5 separate regions of the Mus musculus genome follow, and all the other regions are linked to region 2. Evidence: chromatin loops called from intact Hi-C (ENCODE). Cell type or tissue: left cerebral cortex. All regions are shown on one strand. Region 1 overlaps Pvt1 (Pvt1 oncogene). Region 2 holds the start of Myc (myelocytomatosis oncogene). Region 3 holds the start of Gm30113 (a long non-coding RNA gene). Region 4 has its middle 200 kb from the start of Gm41333. Region 5 overlaps Pvt1 (Pvt1 oncogene).

Region 1 (5,000 bases), 200 kb before region 2:
CACATATTTGAATTCAAAGAGAAATGGCATGCCGTCTTCAACATGATAAAGATCGCCCCTCTGCCTTTGGTCACTTCAAGGTCTGATGACAGAAACCATAGTACTGGATGGTAGTTTGCCCAATAACCTTTAGATCTGCATGCTTCCCATCCACATAAGCGTACGTTTAGATCGGCCCTGCCACTGGATTTACCAAATGTTTGGAGATTTTGTAGTGTGCTTCCCAAGGCCTCATGCTGTACAGCTGTTTTCTCAAAAATAAGTTTTGAAAAATCACAGAGCTCCAGGGAGAGGTCCATTTAATAGCAACTGAGTTCTTAATGACTTTAAAATAAAATGAGCTTCCCTGTTTCTCACTATTTCTCCTACAGAGGCAACTCATCTGAGGGGTTGTGGGGGACTAAAGAGGGAGCTATAAGTATATCCTCTTTTCTGACATCTGTGTCTGACACATGACATATAGAGACAACTCTTTATGAAGTTAATATAATAAAGGATAGAGATACTTTGCTATGTAAAGGTAAAATAACAACTAATCTCCAAATCTTTGAATATCTTGTCATTTACCAAACTGAAGGGACAAACACTAGTTTTTATTGAACAGTTGATTTCTCCAATTCTTTTCTTACGTTTGGGTCCCCAGTGTGTTTCTCCTACTGAAGTAAGAGGATATCTACTATTTCATGCTTTTAATCTGGACAGTGGCCCACATATACTTCATGAATAACTTGATAATGTCACAAGTGAGAAAGTGTCAGCGGGAATTCATGTTGGTTCACACATCTATTGGTAATGCCTGGGAATGTATAGCCAGTTCAAACATCTATTGGTAATGTCTGGGAATGTATAGCCAGTTCAAACATCTATTGGTAATGTCTGGGGACATACTGCCATTAATTCTGGGGGATAATAGTGTGTCAGTTAGAGTTTGCCACTTTGCAAACAACTACTGGGAGAACTTAAACACCCAAGTGAATACTTGAAAGAAGAGTGAAGCCCCATCTTACTTTCTGCTTCCTAGTGAAGTCTACTGGGAACGTTAGGGCCCAGCCCACAGTGAGCCCCAGTCATCAAAGACTCATTGGAAGAAGCAATGGCACAGTGAATGTGCATTCCTGAAATACAGTCTGTACTAGATTCATAAATTCCTGAGCTACCATTATAACCACCTGTAGAGTCACTCCTCACAGTCTGATCACTGGAGAGACCATGCAAGGAAGATCCCAGAAAGCTGAAACAGAATTCACAGGAACTGTGAACTAGGAACTGTGCAGGTGACAGACATCCTGGAACACTGAGAGGAATGGCAGAGACTATTCTAGAGAAGAACATGAACCTAAGAGGGGCAAAGACCTGGAAGAACAGGCGAGAGCTCTTTCGGTAATTAACTCAATGACCATCCAAAGCGGGAAGCTCATGAGGTCTTTGTCAAGCACATCTATAAAGGAAAGAATGTCACATAGTAGCAGGAGGGTACAATGGTCAATCTCTGCAATAGTTCACAGCTTGAAGAAACCCCTCATTCCAGAGACATTGCTTCTACTCACACTCCTTTCTTTATAAAACTAGCTTGTCTATAAAATGAACTCACCTAAAAGACATAGTACAGTGACTGCTGGACTCCCTGAGGAGAGCTTCAAGTTCAAGGCTACCTTGATATACACATCAGATCCTAGGCCAGTCAGGGCTACCAATAAGAACCTGCCACACACACAAAAGGAAAGCAAATTTTTGCAAAAACTCTAGTCTCATGGTGTCACGGTCTTTAAACATCTTGAGAGGCTCGAACTGGTGAGGTGGCTCGGAGGTAAAAGGGCTTTGATGCACAACCTGAGTTCAACCCCGTGTTTTAAAGACTTTCTGCAATGATTCTGGTCTGCAGTCCTAGCCCAAGCACAGTCAAGGAGAGATTGAGGCTGAAACGGAAGAATGGAAGTTTGCATAACAGCTCAGTGGCAGAAATAACAGGAGAGACCTGACCTTAAAAACAGGGTGTAAGGTGAGAAATGATGACAAATGACATCCACTTCAACTGTGCTACGAACAGCTACCTGTTTGCACACCCCAAACACACACACACACACACACACACACACACACATACACACACACACATACACACATGCACACACACGCACACGCACACGCACGCACACACGCACACGCACACGCACACACACACACACACACACACACAGAGTACCTAAAAACATAATAACTTTTTTAAATCCTGAGTTGAACCACAACCATTCACTAATTTTTGGGCTTGAGATCCAAAGCCCGGAATGAGTCATAGTTCCTTAGCACAGCAAATTATAGCTTATTCACTTCTCTGGGGGAGACCGAAATGATACCGAGTTAGGAACAAAGTTTGTAAAGTCTAACAATTGTGAGGCTTCTGAGAAACAGAAAAAGAGCTGGCATCCCTGAACTAGCACGGATTGCCCATTGCCTCTGTATAAAAATACCTGAGGAAGGGTCAGATGTGAGGATATAGTCAATGGAACCAAAAGATATGAGAATCCCTCTAGTAAGCATGTTTGTACTGTAAGTGTATACAGAAAAACATATCTGGGTAAGAGAGGGGTACGTACATACATACATACATACGTACATGTGTATACACACATGTAACCCAGATGCTGATGGTTCCATAAATCCAAGCACTGCTCATTTTAGAACATATCAAAAAGTAAATTGCCTCGTACCTTCCAAGCACTCTTCCCAGAAATGTGTGTTAAGAGGAAACGAATGCTTTTCTTAGAATTTCTCCATGTGTAGATAAACATGAATATGTGCTATATGGACCTGTTTCATTTCTATAAAAGAGAGGCCAATTCAAGACAAACAGTACTGCTGGGCGTGGTGGCGCAAGTCTTTAATCCCAGCATTTGGGAGGCAGAGGCAAGCTGATTTCTGAGTTTAGAGGCCAGCCTGGTCTACAGAGAGAGTTCCAGGACAGCCAAGGCTACACAGAGAAACCCTGTCTCAAAAAAACCAACAACAACAACAAAAAGCCAACAACAACAACAACAAAAAAAAAGACAAACAGTACTACAATCTATCTTTCTCAATCAGTGGATGAAAAAGATACATATACCTGCAAACATACACAGAGCTTACTGTGTTTGTAATTTCTATTTATTTTTCAGTCTGAAACAATGTCATACTTAGAAAATAAGTTAAGGGCTGGAGAGATGGCTCAGCCGTTAAAGGCTAGGCTCACAACCAAAAATATAAGAAAATAAGTTAAAATGTACAGAGAACTCCTATATAGCCTAAGGCCTTTTAAATTTTGGTATCTTATTTATACTATTATCACTGTACAATTATTAAATTTTATGTGCAAATTAGTTCTACTTGCTAATTAGGAGTCTTCATTTAAATTCTCCAATAATGACTTTTTCAAATACAGGCCCTGACCCAAGTCACAAGCTATATTTAGCTGATAAGACCCTTAATTTGGTTTTGTTATTTTTTTTATTGTTTAGTTTGAAGCCAGTATAATGCACTATAACCTAGTCTATGTAGCCTAGCTTATAAACCCACGGCAATCCCTCTGCTTTGACCTTCTAAGTGCCAGGATTTCAAGCCTATGTCATCACGTTTTGGTCCCTGGTTACTCTTCTGTGTGTGGGAAGGATATATGCATGTAGCAACAAGTCTGTGTGTCTACATATGTGAAGATAACACAGCATCCTTCATCTTCAACCTAACATGCCTCCCCTCATTTTGGTTGAGATAGGGTCTCTCATAGAAGTCTAGTCCAGCTAGAAAAATACTAGGGATCTACCACCTCCCATCCTGACATCATTGGGTCTGCAGACGTGTGCCACCACACCCAGCCTTTTCACATGGGATCAAGGGATTGAACTTCAGTCTTCATGCATATGAGAAAGGCATTTCACTGACTGAGCCATCTCCCCAGCCTCCTTAGTATGAACTCATTCCTCAATCATTCTTTGTCTTCAGAAGCGTGATTAGGTAGAATGTCTCTCAATTTGGGTTGGTCTTAGAATTATTTCTTATTTAGTTGGGGGAATGTAAGAATATCACAGAAGTCTTGGCTTAATCCAGAGCTGGGGCAGGCAGGCAGAGCATGCTGTGATACTGGACCAAAATAAAAGGCAGAGCTCAAAACACCGATGAAAGAGCAAGCCATGGGCTATAGAAGCCAACTTCATGATTGTACTAATGACCAAGAAAAATCTGGGTAACAATGTGGTTTTATTCATGGATTGTGACCAATGTAGCAAGAATCTATAAGCCCATGCTCTAACAAATAAGTGGCACTTTTTTTTTTTTTTAACTTCTTCAGGATTACAACCGAAGACCAACTAAGGGATCAAGCTGGTCTACTGAACTATTCAATGTATGTTGGAATCCTGAAGAGGTAGGCTTTAATATCAGTGAAGGATGCCTCAGCTCCAGGACGGATGAACTTGCCAGTGAGCATGAGGGCAGTGTGAGAGTATCTAAGTAACCTAACTATTGGGTTCTTGGACTTTCTGTCATAAGACAGGACCACAACCTATAAGTCATTCTAATAAGTGAGGGTGTGTGTGTGTGTGTGTGTGTGTGTGTGTGTGTGCTCACACGTGCGTGCGTGTGCTTGCGCATCCTATCAGCTCTGGTCCACCATTTCCATGAGACTATATTGGAGAAGAGGTATTGATAGAAGTTAGGAAGAACACATAATACCTCATGCATTGGCAGAGATCTGAACTCATAAGTTTCCCATAAGAAGAGACATTGGATGGGGCTGGTGAGACGGTTTTCTGGGAAATGGAGCTTGTGGTCTATCTAGCCTGAAGACCTGAGTTTCCAGGAATCTACATGGTAGTTGGAAAAATCCAAGTCCTACAAGTTGTGTTCTGACCCCCATATATGCTCCCATACACCCTGACACACATGCACACATGGAACATAAATATTTATTTCTTTGTTAAAGGAGAATGAGAAACATTAGATGCTCTCACACTGAACCCTTGACCCCACTG
Region 2 (5,000 bases):
GCCGCCGTCATCGTCTTCCCTTGGGGAGAAGGACGTAGCGACCGCAACATAGGATGGAGAGCAGAGCCCGGAGCGGCGGCTCGGGGACAGGGGCGGGGTGGGAAGCAGCTCGAATTTCTTCCAGATATCCTCACTGGGCGCGGGCGGCTGCAGCTCGCTCTGCTGTTGCTGGTGATAGAAATTCTCTTCCTCGTCGCAGATGAAATAGGGCTGTACGGAGTCGTAGTCGAGGTCATAGTTCCTGTTGGTGAAGTTCACGTTGAGGGGCATCGTCGTGGCTGTCTGCTGGAGGGGGCACAGCAAGGGAAGCAAGTCTAGAGTTATCCAGCTCTGGTTGGTGCGGAAACCTGGCGCAGCGCGTACCCCAATCCTGAACCACTCCCCTTTCAGCGTGCTGTACTTCCAAGTGTGTGTGTGTGTGTGTGTGTGTGTGTGTGTGTGTGTGTGTGTGTGGTTGGGGGGGAGGCATGCACTCTTTTACTCCCTACTATCAGTGACGCTCGTCGGACTAGCAGCTGCTCCGAGTCCCCGCCTCCTTCGAGCAGGGACTTAGCCCTGCAGACGCCCAGGAATCGCCATCGGCCTTGGCTTCAGAGGCTGAGGGAGGCGACTGTAGGGAATACAGTCTGCTAAGAGCCGAGGCGCAAAGTTTTGCGCCACCTGAAGGAGAAAGGCGAGAGGCGCCGCGTCGCTCGGCCCCCTCCCGTGTGCCGGCTCTCTGCGCCGCCGACCGGGTCCGAGTCCCTATTCGCGCCGTCGCCGCGCTCCTACCCAGCCGGCGCCGCCGCCCCTCTCCGCCCTCCTCTTTCTCCACCCCCAGCGCGCCCCCTTCCTTCCTTTGCCGGCTTTTCTTTCCGATTGCTGACTTGGAGGAGAGAGCTCAGTCTCCGGCTATCACAAGCCTCTCGAAATAAAAGGGGAGGGGGTGTCAAATAATAAGAGACACCTCCCTTCTACACTCTAAACCGCGACGCCACTGCACCAGAGACCCTGCAGCGATTCAGCACTGGGTGCAGGGCGTCTTCCCTCTCCCCGCCGAGGGTAGCAGCTGTTACGGAACCGCTCAGATCACGACTCACCGCAGTCTTCCTAGCAATTCAGGGGCGCGAGGGATACCCGCGGATCCCAAGTAGGAATGTGAGGATTCCCTCTGGTTTCCCCCAAGTCAACGAATCGGTCACATCCCTGTCCCAATTTTGCTTCTCCTCACTGCGCTAGCCCAACATCAAGTCCTAGTGCCGCGGGGGTCAGGCTTAAATTTTACTACGATCACTATTTTTAAAGCCAAAATAGCAACTTCTTAAAAGGCTCAGGGACGGGTTGCGATCGCCGCCGGGGATTGGCGGGCGGGACGCACCTCCGTGTCGGTCCCAGGCTGTCAGAAATGCACCAAGCTGAAATTTAAATGCCCTCTCAGAGACTGGTAAGTCAGAAGCTACGGAGCCTTCTCGCTCCCAAACGCAAAAGGTAATCCCTTCTCCAAAGACCTCAGGATTCCAAGGGCTTTCTTTGGCCACCACGAAGCGACCTCCCGGTTTGACCCCTCAAAGGACACATATCAATTAATGTAGCAAAGCAAGAATGTCCAACCGGCCGGGTCAGCGTCAGCCCATAGTAACCTCGGGAACCCCGCTTCAAAATGCATCCCGGTTTTTCCCTTCCCCTTTCCTCTGTCATCTTGACAAGTCGCTCTACCCCGACTCAGATCTACCCCAGCCTACCCCAACTACTCTTGAGAAAAGTGTCAAAAGCACAGGAATGGAAGAAAGACTGTCCTAACCGGCCGCTACATTCAAGACGCAGAAAGAACACAGGGAAAGACCACCAGATCTGTGCTTACCGGGGTTTCCAACGCCCAAAGGAAATCCAGCCTTCAAACAGCTCGAGGAGCTCTTTTCAGGAGAGCTGATCGCGGGCAGAGGCAGAGAACACTGTCCCCAAATAGACAAAAATTCCCTCCCCGGAGCCTGGGGAGTCCTGTCCTGGCTCGCAGATTGTAAGTTCCAGTGAGAAGTGTCTGCCCGCTGCAATGGGCAAAGTTTCCCAGCGGCGGCGAGGGTTGCGGCCGCTGATGTTGGGTCAGTCGCAGGGTTGGGGAGAGTGGGCGGCAGGCTCGGAGGCAAAGCCCCTCTCACTCCAGAGCTGCCTTCTTAGGTCGCCCCGGAGCGCGGCTCTGCACACACGGCTCTTCCAACCGTCCGCTCACTCCCTCTGTCTCTCGCTGGAATTACTACAGCGAGTCAGAAAAAAACGCCCGAAAAGCTTCTTTTATACTGCGACTCAGGATCCCTCCCCTCCCTTCTTTTTCCCGCCAAGCGTCGGCGAAGCCCTGCCCTTCAGGAGGCAGGAGGGGAGCTGAGTGAGGCGAGTCGGACCCGGCAGCTGAGAGCAGCGCAGCCCAGGGGTCCTCGGCCGCGCAGACCCCCGGAATATAAAGGGCGGGTGGGCGGGGATTAGCCAGAGAATCTCTCTTTCTCCCTTCCCCACCTCTCTCTATTTTTTTTTCCTCCTCTCGCTTCCCCGCCCTCTGCTTTGGGAACTCGGGAGGGGGGCTAGTGGGGAGCCGGGGAAAGAGGAGGAGGAGCCTCAGCCCCGCAGCCCAGTACTCCGGCTCCGGGGTGTAAACAGTAATAGCGCAGCATGAATTAACTGCGCGCCCGACCATTTTCTCTTGCTCGCGCGCTAGTCCTTTCCCTTTCTGTACGGTTGTTCGGGCGCAGCGCTCGGCTGAACTGTGTTCTTGCCCTGCGTATATCAGTCACCGCAGGTGGAACAGCTGCCTCGCTCCACACAATACGCCATGTACCCTGGACCGCGTCACGCACGTCCCGGGCGGCCAGGCGTCTCTCTAAGGCTGGGGAAAACAGAATTTAGAAAGGGGGAAGGACGAACGAATGAGTTATCTAGGAGCCCCCGCTCAGTGTGTGGAGTGATAGAGGGTGATCAACCGCAGATGAGGTCTATGCAGGAAAAACGATGTCTGGAATTTTATTAAAATTGCTCAGCAACTCACTGCCACGTATACTTGGAGAGCCACTTAGGGATAAACAGCCACTCCATCTCGCGGGGAAGGCATTGTGTATTTTGCCTTTGGTCGTACAGTTATGTTGACTGGGCACATTCTTTCCAGAACGACCCCCCCCCCCAATTTGCTGCCAAAAGGCAGATTCCCCCCCCCCCCCACACACACACTCCAGCACCTCCGGTTCGGACTTCCACCCGGCGGGTGGTGTGGAGGCGGCTCTTTCCCCTGTAGGTCTCCCTGCGCAGTCCAGTAAAGTGGCGGCGGGTGCGCTCTACCCGGCTCCTCCGGGAGGAGTCTCTGCCGGTCTACACCCCATACACCTCCACACAGTTCCAGGGCCACAGTCGGTTTTCACAAGAGGCAAATCCTCTTTGCCCCTGTGGAGCCAGTTTGCAGCAGACTCTGGTTTAGGAGCTGGGGTGGGGAAAATCAAGGCGCTAGACGCGAGAATATGCCATGAATTGGGGGGTTGGGGAAAACCCGGACTTCCCAGAAAGGGGGAGGAGTGAATTGCCAACCCAGATCTGGGGAGCCTGCAGAGACCCTAGAATAAAGAAAACCGTTAACCCCTTCCTCCCAGGACAAACCCAAGCTTTCCCCTTTTATTACTGGAATCGTAATTATGCACTTAAAAAAAAAAGTCGGCCCTGATCAGATCAAAGTAACGTTACATTTTTGCCTTCGTATGTGTGTGTTAAGCTAATTAAAAGCTGATTTTAATTTATACATTAATTTCCCAGTTTCCTTTTTCCTGAATACTACGCTGTGCATTCTGTACAATCCCCAAACGTATACATACACACTTTATATATACACGATAATCTAGCTTATTAACCAACCAGAAACATGAGTCTTTTGCTCTGTGCATTGGTTCTAGATTTATTATATAATGCATATTCCCTCGGGATTTGCTTATCCTACACTTTAAAACCCAAAGAAGTCTTCTTATTCCGGACTCCTCGCCCCAAGGCACTTAAAGAAACCTCTCTCACTGCTACCCGGTTTAAAAAAAAAAAAAAAAAAAAAAAAGAAAGAAAAGAAAATACAGTAGCGTGTATAAGGTGCTCATTGTTCAAAGTTGTTATTAGCCACTGAGTTTGCAATTTAGGATTCAGCTGTTGAATGATAGTATCTTCCTTCATCGAGCTCATTGCACAATTCAGCTTTAAGGATTGCAAAATGACTACAGCCTCTAGGATTTTGCCTCAAACACCAAGAGCCACCAATCCCTAGTCTGCGTTTTGCTGCAGAGACTCTTTCCCCGCCCCCTCACCCCCCACCACCCGGGTTGTGGCTCTCGGATTTGTGAAAGTAAAGTAAGTGTGCCCTCTACTGGCCACAGAGACCACAGCGTTGCGAAGCCAACGAGGGCGGAGGTCGGATGGGGGCAGGGCTGCAGGGTTTCCAGGTTCTGGGAAGATGCTTCCTTGCCTAAGACAAGCTTCCGGTCATCCTTTAAATGACTCTTTTAGGCTGCAAAGGAGGCAAAGGAAGAGAAATTACTAGAGAAAAAAATGGTTCAGAGGTGGCTATTCAGTTGCAAAGAGGGGGAGTAGATGAACCCATCCCTACTTTCTGACAGTCACCCAAAACAGAGCCCTAGTTGTGGATGGGGAAAATGAATGAGTCACAGGTATACAAGTGAAGGAGATCTAACAGAAACGGAAAGGCAATAGAACAAGTTTTAGCACCCATGTCTCACACCTTTGTCGTGTTGTAAGCTGGACGTGTCAAAGCAGAGCATTGAATTTTACTGGGCAAAAGGAGTCAGAATGCAAGGCAGGAGCATTAGCTTATTATTGCCTTGTTTTATTATTATTATTATTATTATCATTATTATCATTATTATTATTTTGGGGTTTTTTTTTTGAGAGAGATTCTCACGACTATTCTTTGCTAGCCTGAAACTCACACAGTTTTATTAGTTTTGTATAACTGTTTTTCCTCTTCCTCTTCTTTATAAAAGATCTTATGC
Region 3 (5,000 bases), 970 kb before region 2:
GCATGCAGGCATGTATTTTTAGATCAGCCTCTGAAAATGGAGCATCCACATTTTTAAAAATAAACTTGTATAGAACAAAAGCTGGCATCAATGAGTGAAGAATAAAACATTTCTAATTCTGCCTTCTGTCCTTCACTGCTAACAACCAAATCTTGCCTCCTCCCTCCCTTTCAGCTGATTCTTTCATTTCCTTCCCCAGAACCATGTGGTGCGGAGCTCAGTAACTGGCAAGTGTGGAGTTTTCTGTTAAGTATAAATTTCAGATTCCTTTGGAGTCTTGGCTCCAGACAAATACTCTCAAAATGTTTAGGATATGCCTGCATATTTCCAAGGGCTCCTTAGAAAAATCAGTGAAATGAAGATTCTCACAAAAGATCCTCATGAAGCTGGAAACTAATGATTCTGGGCTATACTCGGTGAACAGAATAAACTCCTTTGCATGGACTCCTATGATAGCAGGGAGGACATTCTTTACTCTGACATTTCCCCAAGTATGTCTTAACAATGAGGAAGGATACTTACAAGGTTGATTAGTGTCACTGTGGTGACTCAGTATTGATCCCTGCTCACAGAGAGATGGGCAGATCTTCCTGGGGACTGGAGAACATGATTGGATGGCAGTTCTCAGGGGGCGGGGCGTGGGGGAGAGGAGGATTTGCGTTTAGCATCAACACTATTCATTTCAGACCTGGTGAAGAGCCACATTCAACTGTAGAGACTGGTCAACCTGAAAACTCATGACTACACGCAACACTGAAACAGCCCAGAATCGAAACGCGGGGAAATTATCTCACTGAGTTGCTCAGAATGGAAATGAGAGAAGGGGCTGGGAAAGTAAACGATGGGAAACAAGAGGCAGTCAGCAGCCGAACCCCAAAGGCTTCAGGGGAGTGGCATCCTATTGCCTACCTAGCAAGATTAGGAAGGGACACATCCCTCTTATATTAGAGAACCAGCATTCATTCTCCTAGCTCTTAAGCAAGAACTTAAGAAAGATAAGAAGAAAAGGAATGCATACACCTGTGCAAGAATTAATGACACCACGGTGACACAGATCTGCCACCATTAAGTTTAAACTCAGTCAAGAGCAAAACTTCCTTGGGAGTTCAGTTTGTGCTTAAAGAAGGACAGAAGCTCCAAGACTTAACTCAATGTGCTTTCTGGGGTGGGGGCTTCTGAAAGGCTTTAAAGTACCTGCCACGGTTAAAAAAAAAAAAAAAAAGATCAAGTGAACAGGTTAGGAAGCATTCCAGGGTGGAAATTGGGCAAGAAATCCTATTTCAAATTGTCTTATCACTCTGCAATCTCAGATACTGTTCATTCCAGGCACTGTTCCCTGATACACTGAGGTAGAAGGAGATTCAGGTGCCCCCTGCTTCTCGGTGGGGCCTGTGCCTGCACAAGTCATCTAACTCAGCATCTCTGTTGACTTCTCAGTGGGAAGAATGACACCATCTGAGGAACTTTAGCATGAGCATAAACACTCCACTAGTACACAGCATGTTATATAAGCCCTTAAAAAACAGTCCTCATTCTTTTGTCTGTGGTTAGCTAGTGACTCCCATAAAGACAACCCCTTGTGTTAAACACAGTTCACAAAAGGTTTATGCATCACTTGGAGAGAGTTAAGTCCTTGCAGACTTGGGGATTGTTTTAAATTCACAGAAGAGAATGTTATTTCAACGTGTCCTTTAAATTGTGTTTGAATAGCATCCTTGGTTGTTTCCTTGAGGAGAGGAAGTTGGAGTAGGCTCACAGCGCATACATATTTCATCTACAGTTTCCACATATGTGTTTTTCTCAGCAAGCAGCACATATGGAAGAACTCATTATGGAAAGCAGCAGTGATGTCATCTCCTTGGCAATACCAGGATATGAACTCAGACTCCCACAGTGCTGGAGGAGCAGCGCAACCACTAGTGTGTTCTGGGGAAGGGAGAGGATTTTTGGATGTTTCCGGAGTAGTAGGCTTTGATTTTCTTCTGAGAAATCACTGGGAGGCTGTAATCTGATTTCCACAACGAGAAAGGGATGTGTGGGGCCAGGAATAGTTTATTCTCAGGGATTCCTAAGGAACTTCTTGAAAGCGTTTCTCATATTTCACAACAGAAAAGCAGAAAACAGAGCAAATGTGTTCCATTCCCTTTTATGTGGAGGAAACTGGTGCCTTCATGCTCTCAAGAGACCCGTCTGTACCAGGCAGTCCACTCAGACTTACTATTCAGCTCACAGTCTTCTGGGCATCCCTGAGCAGATTAGCTCAGAGGGAGGCTGTGTTTCTGTGGTGATTTAAGTCATTTTAAACAAGGATTTCAAGATGGACTCAATGAACGAAAGCCAAATATCTAGGCATGCTTCATCCTGGAGGAAAGCCTGTTTGTTTGTTTGTTTTCCTTCTCTTAGAATAATTCATGAAAAAAGAAATATGTTTATTCATGACACAGAACTGAGAGGGTTTAAATTCTATTCTTTGTAGCTAGGTACAAATCCCTTCATTAGCATTGATCTCTCTGCAGAGACAACCATCTTATAACTTGGACTTCAGGCTTCAGTCTATTAAGAACTAATCCCCAGGGCTTTAGGGATCGCCGTCCTAGGCCACACTGAGAGTGTTGTCTAGTGCTGTTGAGTGGTCTATTGGTGGTCCCAGCCCTGAGCTCTTACAGGAAATTTGGCTTAGAAGATTATTTACAAGCAGTCAGGTGCTTTCAAACCATCAGCCTTCAGCCAAAGGCTTATATTATCCTTTCTCTCAGACCCAGAAACTCCTAAGTATAGAAAATGAATTTCAGCATTCATACAAATTTGTGTACATTTACCTGGGCATTTAATTTGAGGCCATTTGGATCAGAAAAGACACCTTACAAGATATAAATATGAAATGTATTCTTCTTTAAAATCCATAGGATTTTGGGGGGTCAAGAGTAATTAAGACTGCTGGTCCTCCTATATGATCCACCTTCTCTTCAGCTTCTTTCAGCCTTCTCTAATTCAACAACAGGGGTTAGCGTCTTCTGTCCATTGGTTGGATGCAAATCTCTGCATCTGACTCTTTCAGATGCTTGTTGGGTCTTTTGGAGTGCGGTCATGCTAGTCCCTTTTTGTGAGCACTCCATAGCCTCAGTAATAGGACCAGCAGTCTTAATTGATCTGGACCCCCGAGATCTTTCAAACACTCAACCACCAAACAGACAACTACACCAGCTGATATGAGGCCCCCAACACACATATAGTAGAGGACTTCCAGGTCTATGTTCATTCAGAAATGATGCACCTAACCCTCAAGAGACTGGAGGCCTCAAGGAGTTTAGAGGTCAGATGGGGTGGAGGGTGGGGGCATCCATATGGAGACCGGGTGTGCTGGGGAAGAGGCATAGGATGTAGAGCAGTTGGAGAATGGGAGGGGAGGGGCAGGGGATGGAATATGGAGTGTAAAAATGAATTACAAATAAAATTTTAAAAAACCCATAGGATTTGAAAGGGATAATTTTAAACTTGGGCATATCCTTCTTGACACCTCAAAGCAACTCTTAACACCAATGGAGTAAGTCTTAGATCTGGGGACAAATATAAGTGAGCCATGGTCTGGGATCATGGGTTCAGGTTTCCTCAAGCGCTGTGTTCTAATGTGTTCACACTTTTATGAAGTTTTTTTATAGTTATTGACCAGAAGAAAACCATAAATCAAGAAACCTTTAAAATACATTTGGAGGAAAATCAGGTAGGCTAGTGAGAGCAGAGCAGACGAATCTCCCTAAATGCTGTCTAATTACATTCTTAGAATTGGACTTAATACTGGCTGGTGTGCTGTTAGGTTAGTGGCTGGGGAGATGGCTCTGAGCTTAAAAGAGCTTGCTGCTCATTCACAGGCCCTGAATCTGATTCCCAATGCTTACGTCAGGTAGCTAGCTGCCAGTAAATCCCTGTCTAGGAGATCAGAGACCCTCTTCATCCCCTGCAGACATTGCACTTAGGTGCATAAAACCACACATATACACAAAGTTAAAAACAAAAATAAAAATCTAAAACCAAAAGAATACTAAATTAGACTCTGACATGGGCAAGCTACATTAAACTGTAGTAAGGGGGCTTACTATAGTTAAGGGTAATTTAGGTTTAAAAAATAAATAATCTAACAGTCCACAATCCTGGAAATTCTGATCAGCTGCTCAATCTTGTGGAATCTTTAATGGAGGTAAGGTTTCTATCTGCTTTCTTTTTGTTTATCTATTGTTTGTGAGGTGGCTTTAGATATAGAACAAGTTACATCCTATGTCAGTATCTAATTTCCCATTGTTGGTTGACTAAGGCTGGGATATATTAGCAGCTCACCAGCTCTACGAAACCAGAATTTTGTATCTTTGTACTAGAGTGCAGGTTCAGTTGTTCTCCATCTGGATGTGACGTACTTTGTTACAGAGGAAGAGAATAAAAACCAGATTCTCTTACAGCTTACATGCCACGAACAAAAGTAAGTCCCGTGTATATGCCTGATTTCCTGAGAAGGGCCAGAGACAAGAATCTCTTATAAACAGGGGCAGTAAGTGGATCAGATAATATGCAATTAAGCTCACCAATAAAAAGATAGATCTATAAACTCACTAAAGCTAAGTAGTGTGAAAGAAAGGAATCCAGAATGTTCCAAATTAAAAAGTGAAAAGATATGAGGAAATAGTAATGAATATGAAAGCCTGCATGATGGATTAGGCCACAACTCACTCATATGTGTTCATGAAACTGAAGACAATGTTTCAGTCCCATATTATAGATGTTATAAAGAAAATGAATTCTAGAAGTACTGGGTTTTAGATTTGTAAACAAACAAAAAAATCTTAGTGCCATAAGTTCAGCAACATATTTTAAATACTTTTATTTCAGGAACTTGGAGAATCTAGAAAGAATAAATACATTTCTGGATACATAAAATCTACCAAATTGAATTTAAAAGAAATAAACAGTCTATGCAAATCTATAATAATCAATTAAATTGAAGAAGTAAC
Region 4 (5,000 bases), 480 kb before region 2:
TACAAGACTAGCCATGTGCTCCGAGAGAGAAGTTGGAAGGAATTCCTTAAAGCGGCTGATACCAGGTTAAGAAATAGGGTCATTATTTTGACAACAGAAAAAACTTTATTCCAATAATCTTAGTGAAGCAAAGAAGAATGACCTGTAAGAAATGGGCACATTCATCAGTCTGCCCCACAGGTACCAACTAATATATGGAACTGGATTGATCTATGGGATTGAATCCCTGGAATGGAAGATCTGTTTTCTTGGAACATTTCTGTTTTCCCTCTGACCTTAATACATCATTGAAGAACTGGTAGTTGTGAAATAAACAACTTTAAATTGGTTTGTATGTACAAAGATCAGTTTCAAGCTCCCCTAATTGTCTAGGCAGCAGAGATTAGGCAAGTTTTCCTAGGGCAGTATCAGGCACAGGCACACACACACACACACACACACACACACACACACACACAGCAGAGATCAGATAAAGAGCTAAGAGGAGCCATCTATAGTTTTCACCATCAGAATTTAATCAGTTTTCCATCTTTGCTTCAAGGGTAGTCAATAGAGTGCTGGCATCTTCCTCCAGTTCCTAGTCTGCTTCTGGCAATATGATATGGCAACTCTGCCCATCACAAGATGAAGCCCACATTCCCAACCTTGCATCTGCCCTGTCCTTAGCTCTTACTTTGCAAAAGAAAACATGGAAGAAATGAACAGTTCTTTGCCTCAGCCTCCAGAGACCTTGAGCAATACTTCAGTTGCTTGGAAACCTAAGGACAAGCTTAGACTAGCCTGGTGAAGATCAGGATAAATCCCTGCTGAAGCTATCCAGTGCCCAGCATCCCTTAGTTCCACCAGCTGGCAACTGAAAAAAAAAAAAAAAAAAAAAAAAAAAGAACAGACAAGACCAGCCAAACCCAGCCCAGGATTATCAGAACTGTCCAGCTCCTCTGTCGACTCAAGAAAAATAATAATTACTTTTTAAGCACCAGTGTTGTTGTGGTTTGTTATGAAATAATAGTTAGCTGATAAGGTATGGCTAAAATTTCCCCAGGGAACTTCCAGGTTCTAGCTTCTCATGGCCGATGAATCGCGATCCTGTATTTCAAGGTGTTGTAGGCTAGATTGTAAAAAGAAAATGCACACCAACCCTGTGGTCATCCAACACAAGTACTTTAAAAAGACATTGAAGACCAAGATATATCCTTGCTGGTAGGGAAGACAGAAGTTGGTTCTTCATATTTCCGAAGGCCTTTTCCATTTACTCCCGCACTTCCCCTCTTGAAATAAGAAATGAAGATTCAGAAAGGGCAATTCATTTTCCAAGTGCTTACCTGGAACCAGAGCAGAAGAAGAGGTGTTTGGATTTTAAAGGAATCGGCAGCCTATCTAGCATCCGAACTCACAGTTCTAATCCCAGTCCTTTCTATATCCAGGACATCAACTTGAAATTGAAGGGAGGACCCATGTTCAAGGAAAGAAAAGGAAAAATTCCATCTTTGTATTTAAAGTCTTACTTTACACTGAACTCTGAACTCAGCTCTAAATTCCAGTGCTGAGTTCAGTGCATCCGTCACCTTAACAGAGTTGTAGAAGGCTTAGTGGTACAAGGATTACAGCGCCTTGTGCTCATGGGTTCCTTTCTGCGGCTCAGCTCTGTACACTGCTGTGTCACTGACCTACTCAGAAACTCAGGTTTCAGCATAACAGATAAAATAGTCTCCAACAATCCCACTTCTAAGAGCTTCCCAGCTCAAGGTCTGAGAAACAAGTCTCTGAATGTCCAGGTTGATTCCTTATCTTGGACCTTACTGGGATCAGATTTTATACAGATTTTTGAGCTAAAGACCATGTCCTTCAGAGTGGGCACTCAGATTGGCTTTCTTTCTATTGAACAAAATAGTCATCTTCACATAGTCAGCATAATTAACCAGTATGTTTGAATGAGGGAATGAGGGAGCCTTGGTTGACAATGATTCAACTCCATCTACTCTGCTAAGGGACAAGACAAACCAGTAACACACACACACACACACACACACACACACACACCAGCTCCACCCCCTACATTCCATAGGCTGACTGTCATCTAACCAATAACCCTTCCTGGGAAGCAAGACATGGCCTGCAATTCCAGAGGCATGTGTACCCTGAGCATATAATTAAATCAGAGGCAAGGAGAGCTGGTGAAGCAGGGAGACAGGCACAGACTCTTCAATCTAGGAATGTTCACAGACCCTGTCATTACATCCTCCGCATGCTAATCTATCCCACTGGGACTCTATAAACTCGGTGACTCTAACTGTCCTGGTTGAAAAGTGCATTCGTCCTCTTCTACACTGTGGCTTTGCTCCTCCTCCTCCTTTCACTAAAAAAAAAAAAAAAAAAAATCTTTTCAAATCTTCACCAAGTGGATGATGCAGAGCACTGGAGGCAGTGTGGATCTGGGTGAAATTTATAAGAAATTGCTATCCTGCCTTCTCACCATGTGATCTGTGACTGACTACTTAACCTCTCTGAGTCCAGGTACTTAGATCTGTCAATGTCAGTAATAAAATCTGCCTCCTGTGGTCACTGACAGGATTACATGTCATTAAGAGCATGGCACTGGGAATATGGCAAGGTTTGACAAATATTCGTTCTTATCCCCTTTATAGACATGAAATATTCTGATTTCATTTCTCAAAGTCCAAGACAGAAATCGCCTTTAGAAATGGTAGTCTTAAAGTTTAAGCATAATCAGATAGTTCCCGAATTCTCTGGGTCACTCACTTCTTGTTAATTCAATTACTTATCTACTGAGCTTCTAATATCTGCCAAGTCCCCTCCTACTGCTGAGACACAGCAAGGAGTAAGAGGAGGTCCTTTGGCATAAAGAGTCAGTCTAGGGCTCGATAGCATTATCTGATAAGCAAAGCATCTAACTGCAACTGTATTTTAGCTACAGAGCAAGCGTTGCCACTGTTCTTGAATTGTTATGAAAATTCTGGACATGTACATGACATCTCTTTAAATAAACTATCAAGTCTATTGAAAGACATTATATTACCTAATAAGTCCTAAAATACTCCCTTTTTTGTGTGTGATTAAGGAGAAATCACTGAAGGGTAGAAAAGAAAGTGGTCTTTCCATTTTCCCTGTATTTGGCAACCTTTCTTGGAACCCACACTTATGGGTGCTCATGTTCTAGTGCTCGTTCTTCTGCTGAGATAGACACAGCATCATGGGGGCTATTCAAGCAAACTATAGGTCTTTCTTCCCAACTAAGTTTGTGTTGTCTGCAAAGTAGACATTGTAGCACCTTCTCATATGAACCTGATTTTCCCATGATGCCTTCAAAAGCAAGGATGACTTTTTATTGATAATTAATGACTCTGCATTTGGAAACTTCTGACCCCATAGTACATGATCAATAAATGGTAACAACTTTTAAAAAGCACATGCCTCTTACTCCTCTCAAATCTGGGGTTGAATGAACTATTGTGGTGTGTGCTGAGCTCAGATGGTCTGGGTACATTAGCTTCTGATGCATCATGATGCCAACTGGAAACTGGGGCATCTAGGGCATCTCAGTTAGAATGACTAGGTGGGGAGGGGGTCTATATGTCTTTTCAATAATGATGGAATCCCCTGAAGAAAAATGGATTAATAAGAGAGCACTTAATTTGTTTAATAGCACCAAGAGATATCCTGAGAAAACCACTCTGGCAGACAGGTCCATGTGAATACAGAGGAGAAAAAAAAAAAAAAAAAAGATGTGTGTCCTGATCCCTCTTGTGTGTTCTGTAGCATTTATACAACCCTTCTTGGGGTAACTTGGTGATATGTATTAAAATGCAACCTGAATGGGGATAAAGCTCGGGTAGTCGAGCATTCGCCTAGCATACATAAAGCCCGAATAAGAAAGCATAAATTGCGTATAGTGGCACAGACTTGTAATTCCTGCATTGAGAAGTACAGACAGGAGGGTCAGGGATTCAAGGTCATCCTCAGCCACAATGTACGTTTAATGCCAACCTGGAGTACACGAGACCCTGTCTTAAAGCTAAAGGGAAACATGACAGGAAAGAGGAAGGTCACGTGACTGGAGAAATGGCTCAGTGGTTAAGGGTGCTGAACCTGTGTTCAGTTCCCAGCACCCACGTAGGGAAGCTCACAAAGTCTTGTACCTCCAGTTCCAGAAGACCTAACACCCTCTCCTTGTCTCCATAGACACATGAACACACACACAGAGAAAGAGAGAGAAACATACATACAAATAAATGATAAATCATTTTAAAAGGACGTGGACAGAGATGGCGATATCCAAGGTAGGCGGCTTCCTTATTCCCCTCTTCCAGCCTTGTCCTGTGCCCATCCAAGGGCCACCTGGCAGCTGAGAAGGAGCCACAAGTCGTAAGTGTACCCTACTTCGTAGACGCAGGTGAGAAGAAAATATGGATCTTTTAAACACTGAGTCAAATCCAGAGAGATGGAGCCAACTGCAGCTTGGGCTGACCGCAGCCTCTCACCTAGATGGAAATTAGAGGTGAACATAAAGGCAGAGGCAGCCTCTCCAGCAAGAAAAACAGACAGAGAAAACTTGCTGAGCATCAAGGACAGATCGTATCCAAACCATTAAGTGGGCAGGTAATACGATGTTCAAACATAACTGGATTTCTTAGCTTCAATCACTGCAATCTCTCTAGGGTGGGAAAAAAAAAAAAAAAAGAGCCTGTGTTTTTTTCCTTATCTGTTCCCATGTCTGGGTTGTCAGAGTTAGCAGTGAGCTCTGCAGCCTGGAATATGTTCTCCATTGTGCTCTTTCTGTGAAGAAAATTACAATGTGAAAAGGAAGGGGGTGGAGAGGAACATTACATTCTAAACAGTCTCGGGGAGATAATTGCAAAGTCTCCTTGGCGCTCTCCTCCTTCCCCCTCCCTCCCTGCCTCCTCCAACTGTTCTTCTGCCTCTAGGCCCTGGCACTAGGCCTGCCTTACAACTGTGACTGCAGATAGACCAGGATGCTGGGT
Region 5 (5,000 bases), 94 kb before region 2:
AGGCTGATTAGCCAATCAGATCAAACTGAGTTTCCACCAACAAGATGAGCAATAATTACCACCTGTGTTAGGAACAAAATACAAAGACCAATTGGGCCGTGCATGTTCAGTGGCCCAATCTGAGCTCGGGTATGTCCATTCGACAAAAAGAAATTATTTTGCAGAGTTACTTTCACATCACTAATATATTCCTTTGTGTGGCCCAGAGAATTGTTTTCCAACTGACAAGGTCAGCAAATAACTTGAGTTTAGTCCCTAGAATCCACATGGTAGAAGGAGAGAACCAACTCCTGAAAGTTGTCCTCAGACCTATACACGTGCACTGTGGCATAAATAAATGCATGCAAGCACTCACCACACACGGATTGTTTGTTTGTTTGTTTGTTTGTTTGGAGACAGGGTTTCTCTGTGTAGCCCTGGCTGTCCTGGAACTCACTCTGTAGATCAGGCTGGCCTCGAACTCAGAGATCTGCCTGCCTCTGCCTCCCAAGTGCTGGGATTAAAGGCGTGAGCCAACACTGCCTTGCCACACACGAATTCATACGTGCACACATAAATAAAATAAACATAATAGGATATATTTTTATAGTGTCACTAAAAATGAATCCCGAGGTAGAAAAAAGGAAAGGATCAAAAAGGTAGGTCCAGATCACAGAGGCAACTGTTGTACATCAGTTTGTGAAAAACTACTCACATGGCCATCCTTTTTGAAAGGCCCCAATGCTGGATGATGTCCTTAGAAAATGAATCATTCCTGGACACAAGAGAGTTCTGAAAGCTTCTATCAAAACCAGAAATCTGGTGGCATAGCCTATAACTGCACTAGGAAGACAGGGAAGGGGGGATCAGAAGGTTGGGAACAACCTTGTTCTACAGCAACACTCTATTAGAAATTTCCCCATCACCATCTGCCTTTATGCTACTATTCAAAATGCCCGCCTTCGAAGCGTGTCCATACCCAAAGCTCTTTCCAGCTCACTCATCACCTTCCATAGAAGGTAACAATGGCCTCCTAATCATCTCTCTAGTCATGAGGTTCCTGGTGAATTCAAAGGATGACTGTTTTCCATCTTGCCCTACAGATCTTTGAGGTCTAGCCCATCTGGCCCCAGTGGATAAGTGGTGGCTGAACACTGGACCACTTCCACAAGTGGCTCACATCAGCACTAACACATGGGTCATCAGCCTTACCTAGGAAGCCATAAAACAGACTCCTTCCCAAAGGATGGGTTAGGCTTTAGAACTAGCACTAGCCGGCAGAGGTGACTCCACCAAAGCCACATGAGCAGAGGAAAAGTTCTAGAGCCCAAACCCTTGCAGTATGTCCTGTGCTAGCACAACTATGCAACCAACCATCTTTCCACTCAGGGTCAGCTAGGGCTCTATCTCCAGTGCTACCGGACAGATACAGTATATACAGAGTCCTCCCTGCCAAGCTCCTAGCTGTTCCCTGCCCCCAACAGTTGAAAGCCCTCCTCTATCAGAGGCCAGATCGGGCCTCAGCATTCAGTCTCACCCCATAGAGAGCCTAGGCCTTCTAAAGACATTTTTATTTGTCTAAAGACATTTTACCTTGGGAGTTGGCTTCCTGCACTACAGGACAGCTGCCTTAAGAGGAAGACTCGAGGCAACCAGATTGGGTGGGGGTTTGGGGGAGGGGTGCTAAACTGAGTCAGGCAGGTCTGAGCATCAAATTCTAGATACTCTGATATTCTGACTTATGCTTCTCACTCTGCCTCTGAACTGGTATCATCTACTAGACCCCATTCCTTCAAACACCAAATGGGTATAAGGACAGTGAGATTTAATACACAAGAATTCTTCCACTTGTTCACTAAAAAAAAAAAAAAAAAAAAAAAAAAAAAAAAAAAAAAGATTGAATTCTCAAGGTAGCTTCAGGATGCTCCCAAAACACGCACGATACAAGAAAGTTGGCTGATCTTCCTGAGACGCACCTAGGGCCCAGGAATCTGCCCTACTTCACTCTTGCCCCAGCTTGCTTAATCACCGCCCTGGCTCCCTGCCTGTCAGCCAGCTGCTGACTTGAATTGAACTTTTGGATTCTGAATCCTAGCTGGCAGCCCGAGGTGTGTATCACTCCCTAGCCTACACACATAGGCCTAGAAAGGAATCAGGGTAAAAGAGTCCTTGAGGAGGACAGAGAGGGTCAAATGCCAGTGTGAACTGCCTTTAAATGCCCCAAGAGTCAGGACAGCCCATCTGGGTCCCACACAAGGGCTCACTGTTGAGTACACAGCTGTACCACTTGTGACTCAGAGAATGACTCAGCAGTCCACTAGAAGAGCATGCAGAAAAGCTTTTGAGTCACTTCTAGAAGGGGGGGGGGGGGGTGTGCCAAGCTACCAGCACAGCTCAGTCCAGAGGAATGCCCTCCCCTGCCAGCCTTGCCCACTGCCTGAGATTCATACACTCGGTATCCCAGCAGGGGCACGTGATGGGCCTGACACTGGGCCAGGCCAAATAGGCAGGGGCAACAAAAGTCCCATTTCCCGGCTGGGATGAGATCATTGTGAAGCGGGGGAGAAAGGAAGCAGGATCCAGGACCCAAGAAGGGGTGGGGATGGCCAGGAAGTCAGCAAGCATCCCTGCTAGGATAGAACAGGGAACAAAGGGGCAAAATAGAGCCTGGGCCCAAGGGCACAATGGGACCCCCAGTGTAAATTACTCTGAATGGCACACAGACTCAGAGAGTATCTTGTACCACCCCCATCCCCAACCTCCCACATTTCCCTCCTTCTTCATTCATCTTTATTTATTAGAACTCAACTTTGGTTACTCAGCCCAGCAAATACACCCCTACAGAAAGCTTCTGTCACAACCAGCTTGAGTCAAGATATACTGTGGAGACCTCTACATCAGCATGCCCCTCCCCTCCCGCAGAGTCCCTCTATTCTATTCCTTCTTTATGGGACCTGTGCAGCTCCTGCTGCAGCTCTTCCATACAGACTTCCAGGAGAAGTGAGAAACTTGCTTTCTTTCTCAGCAACCTCTAGGTTGGCAAAGTCACAAGAGCATTGCCCTACAAGCTGAAGAGCATGCTCTATATTAGAGCAAAGGCGGGCCAAGCCCCTGGAGGGATCACTATCAAAGAGCATCCAGGTCATTCACTTAAGGCTGGGCATGGTGGCCACATACCCTTGGCCCCAGTGTTTGAGAGGCAGAGGCAGGACAATCTTTGAGTTAGAGACTAGCCTGGCCTTCATAGCAAGCTCAAGGACAGCCAGGACTACTTAGAGACCCTGTCTCAAAAATAGAGAGAAAGAGAGAAAGAGAGAGAGAAAGAAAGGAAGGAAGGAAGGAAGGAAGGAAGGAAGGAAGGAAGGAAGGAAGGAAGGAAGGAAGGAAGAAAAAAGAGGGAGAGAGGGAGGGAGGGAGGGAGGGAGGGAGGGAGGGAGGGAGGGAGGGAGGGAGGGAGGGAGGAAGGGACCAGAAGTTGAGAAAGGTAGGTAGTCACCTATGTCTTCCTGATAATAAGGAATGGCCAATGGCCTCAGCTCATTTTACTCAGCCTTGTTTTGGTTCTCTGGCTTTACCTCCTCGTCTTGCTGAGATGCTGCAAAGTATACCATTCAATTGTTTTATATATATATATATATATATATATATATATATATATATATATATATTTTTTTTTTTTGTTTTGTTTTTTTTTGTTTTTGTTTTTGTTTTCCGAGACAGGGTTTCTCTGTATAGCCCTGGCTGTCCTGGGACTCACTTTGTAGACCAGGCTATATTAATAAACTCAAGGAAAAATCTCAATCCTATGAGACAGACGTCACTGTGGCTTGCTATTTTATAGAGGGATTGAACAGAGACCCAGAACAGTTAATTACATTCACAGTGACATTCGAACCTAAGTGACTCACATCCGAGTACCAAGCTCTACACCTCACTTCCTATTAGCCCCACACCTTCCAAATCAGGAAAGGGAAACACTGACCAGCCTTCAGCCTCCAGTTTCTCATTTTGGTGAATTGTAGAACTAAGTGTATGTGTGTGTGCATGTGTGCGTGCGTGCGTGCGTGCGTGTGTGTGTGTGTGTGTGTGTGTGTGTGTGTAGATGAGGGGAGGGTGGTTCAAAAATGTTTGTCAAAAGTAAAAGGGTTTTGAGCTGGGCGTGGTGGCACACTCCTTTAATCCCAGCACTCAGGAGGCAGAGGCAGGCGGATTTCTGAGTTCGAGGCCAGCCTGGTCCACAAAGTGAGTTCCAGGACAGCCTGGGCTATACAGAGAAACCCTGTCTTGAAAAAACAAACAAACAAACAAAAAAGTAAAAGGGTTTTGAATGCACAAGAGCCAACACTTAGTTCAAATCAAAAGCAGGAAGAAGAATCCGAGAAGTTTCTGGCAGGGCTCACCCATGGAGCATCACATGGTTTCACCGCAGTGTGAACACACGGAGCTCTGTAACTTACATGAATATCAGTTTAGTTATTTATTTGTTTATTTGTTTGTTTGTTTATCTATGTACTTAATTACTTACTTACTTACTTACTTACTTACTTACTTACTTACTTACTTACTATGGGTGTTTTGCATGTGCCTATGGAGTTCAGAAGAGGTCAGTTTCCCCTGAAACTAGAGTTACACCTGGTTATGAGCCACCAGGTAAGTGCTCGGTTGTTTTCATCATTAGCCATCATTTCTAGGACAGGGACATGTCTTCTATGAACCAGGGTGAGTAGAATCATAACCAAAAGTAGTACAAAGACAAATCGGCCTAGAGCTCAGGTTTCTGATATTGTATCAGGAAAGCCATAAAGACAGCAAGGGTTTCTTTGCCATGCCAACAGCACTACCTGTGTTTATAAGCCTGACCCAAGCTCAGGCAAGTGGAAAAGTCAGATGGACTCTAGCTCTGTCTGTCTGAGCCTGTTTCCAAGCCGCAGTCCCCTACTCAGGTTCCCACTCACAGGGACTGGATCCTACATATGCCCAGTCTTCTTTTCCTTCTTCCTCAGTCCCTGTTTCTTCTTCCA

The links. Hi-C counts contacts between places; a loop is a spot of excess contacts. Peaks named below come from ENCODE experiments on the same cell type or tissue, not always from the same donor. Only the 100,000 strongest peaks of a DNase experiment are listed, where the experiment ranks them.
Region 1: it touches region 2 in a loop (3-fold over the local background); 4 of 42 quality-filtered maps call a loop at or near these places.
Region 3: a loop joins it to region 2, with 2.9 times the contacts of the local background. A loop is called at or near these places in 3 of 42 quality-filtered maps.
Region 4: it touches region 2 in a loop (2.9-fold over the local background); 11 of 42 quality-filtered maps call a loop at or near these places.
Region 5: it touches region 2 in a loop (4-fold over the local background); 5 of 42 quality-filtered maps call a loop at or near these places.

What each region holds. Positions count from the first base shown.
Region 1 is chr15:62,184,059-62,189,058 of GRCm38, reverse strand. All of the region lies in intron 2 of Pvt1 (Pvt1 oncogene), which reads right to left. Among named protein-coding and RNA genes, the nearest start is that of Pvt1, 150 kb to the right of the region's middle. In left cerebral cortex, no CTCF peak of the experiment used is centred here; a DNase peak (open chromatin) is centred at 2,304.
Region 2 is chr15:61,982,792-61,987,791 of GRCm38, reverse strand. Myc (myelocytomatosis oncogene) reads right to left here and starts at 2,451. Exons shown (of 3, transcript NM_001177352.1): 1 at 1,841-2,451; 2 at 1-285. The coding sequence starts at 270. In left cerebral cortex, CTCF peaks have their summits at 685, 2,214, 3,295 and 4,367 (motif pointing left); DNase peaks (open chromatin) are centred at 2,262, 2,659, 3,385, 4,304 and 5 more places; H3K4me3 peaks cover 4,256 bases; H3K27ac peaks cover 3,669 bases.
Region 3 is chr15:62,950,270-62,955,269 of GRCm38, reverse strand. Gm30113 (a long non-coding RNA gene) reads right to left here and starts at 1,054. Exons shown (of 3, transcript XR_384131.2): 1 at 523-1,054; 2 at 1-30. In left cerebral cortex, no CTCF peak of the experiment used is centred here; DNase peaks (open chromatin) are centred at 131, 807, 1,851 and 2,587; H3K27ac peaks cover 1,289 bases.
Region 4 is chr15:62,462,768-62,467,767 of GRCm38, reverse strand. No RefSeq gene overlaps it. Among named protein-coding and RNA genes, the nearest start is that of Gm41333, 200 kb to the left of the region's middle. In left cerebral cortex, a CTCF peak has its summit at 2,567; DNase peaks (open chromatin) are centred at 4,489 and 4,906.
Region 5 is chr15:62,076,857-62,081,856 of GRCm38, reverse strand. All of the region lies in intron 1 of Pvt1 (Pvt1 oncogene), which reads right to left. Among named protein-coding and RNA genes, the nearest start is that of Pvt1, 41 kb to the right of the region's middle. In left cerebral cortex, no CTCF peak of the experiment used is centred here; DNase peaks (open chromatin) are centred at 2,307 and 2,806; H3K27ac peaks cover 284 bases.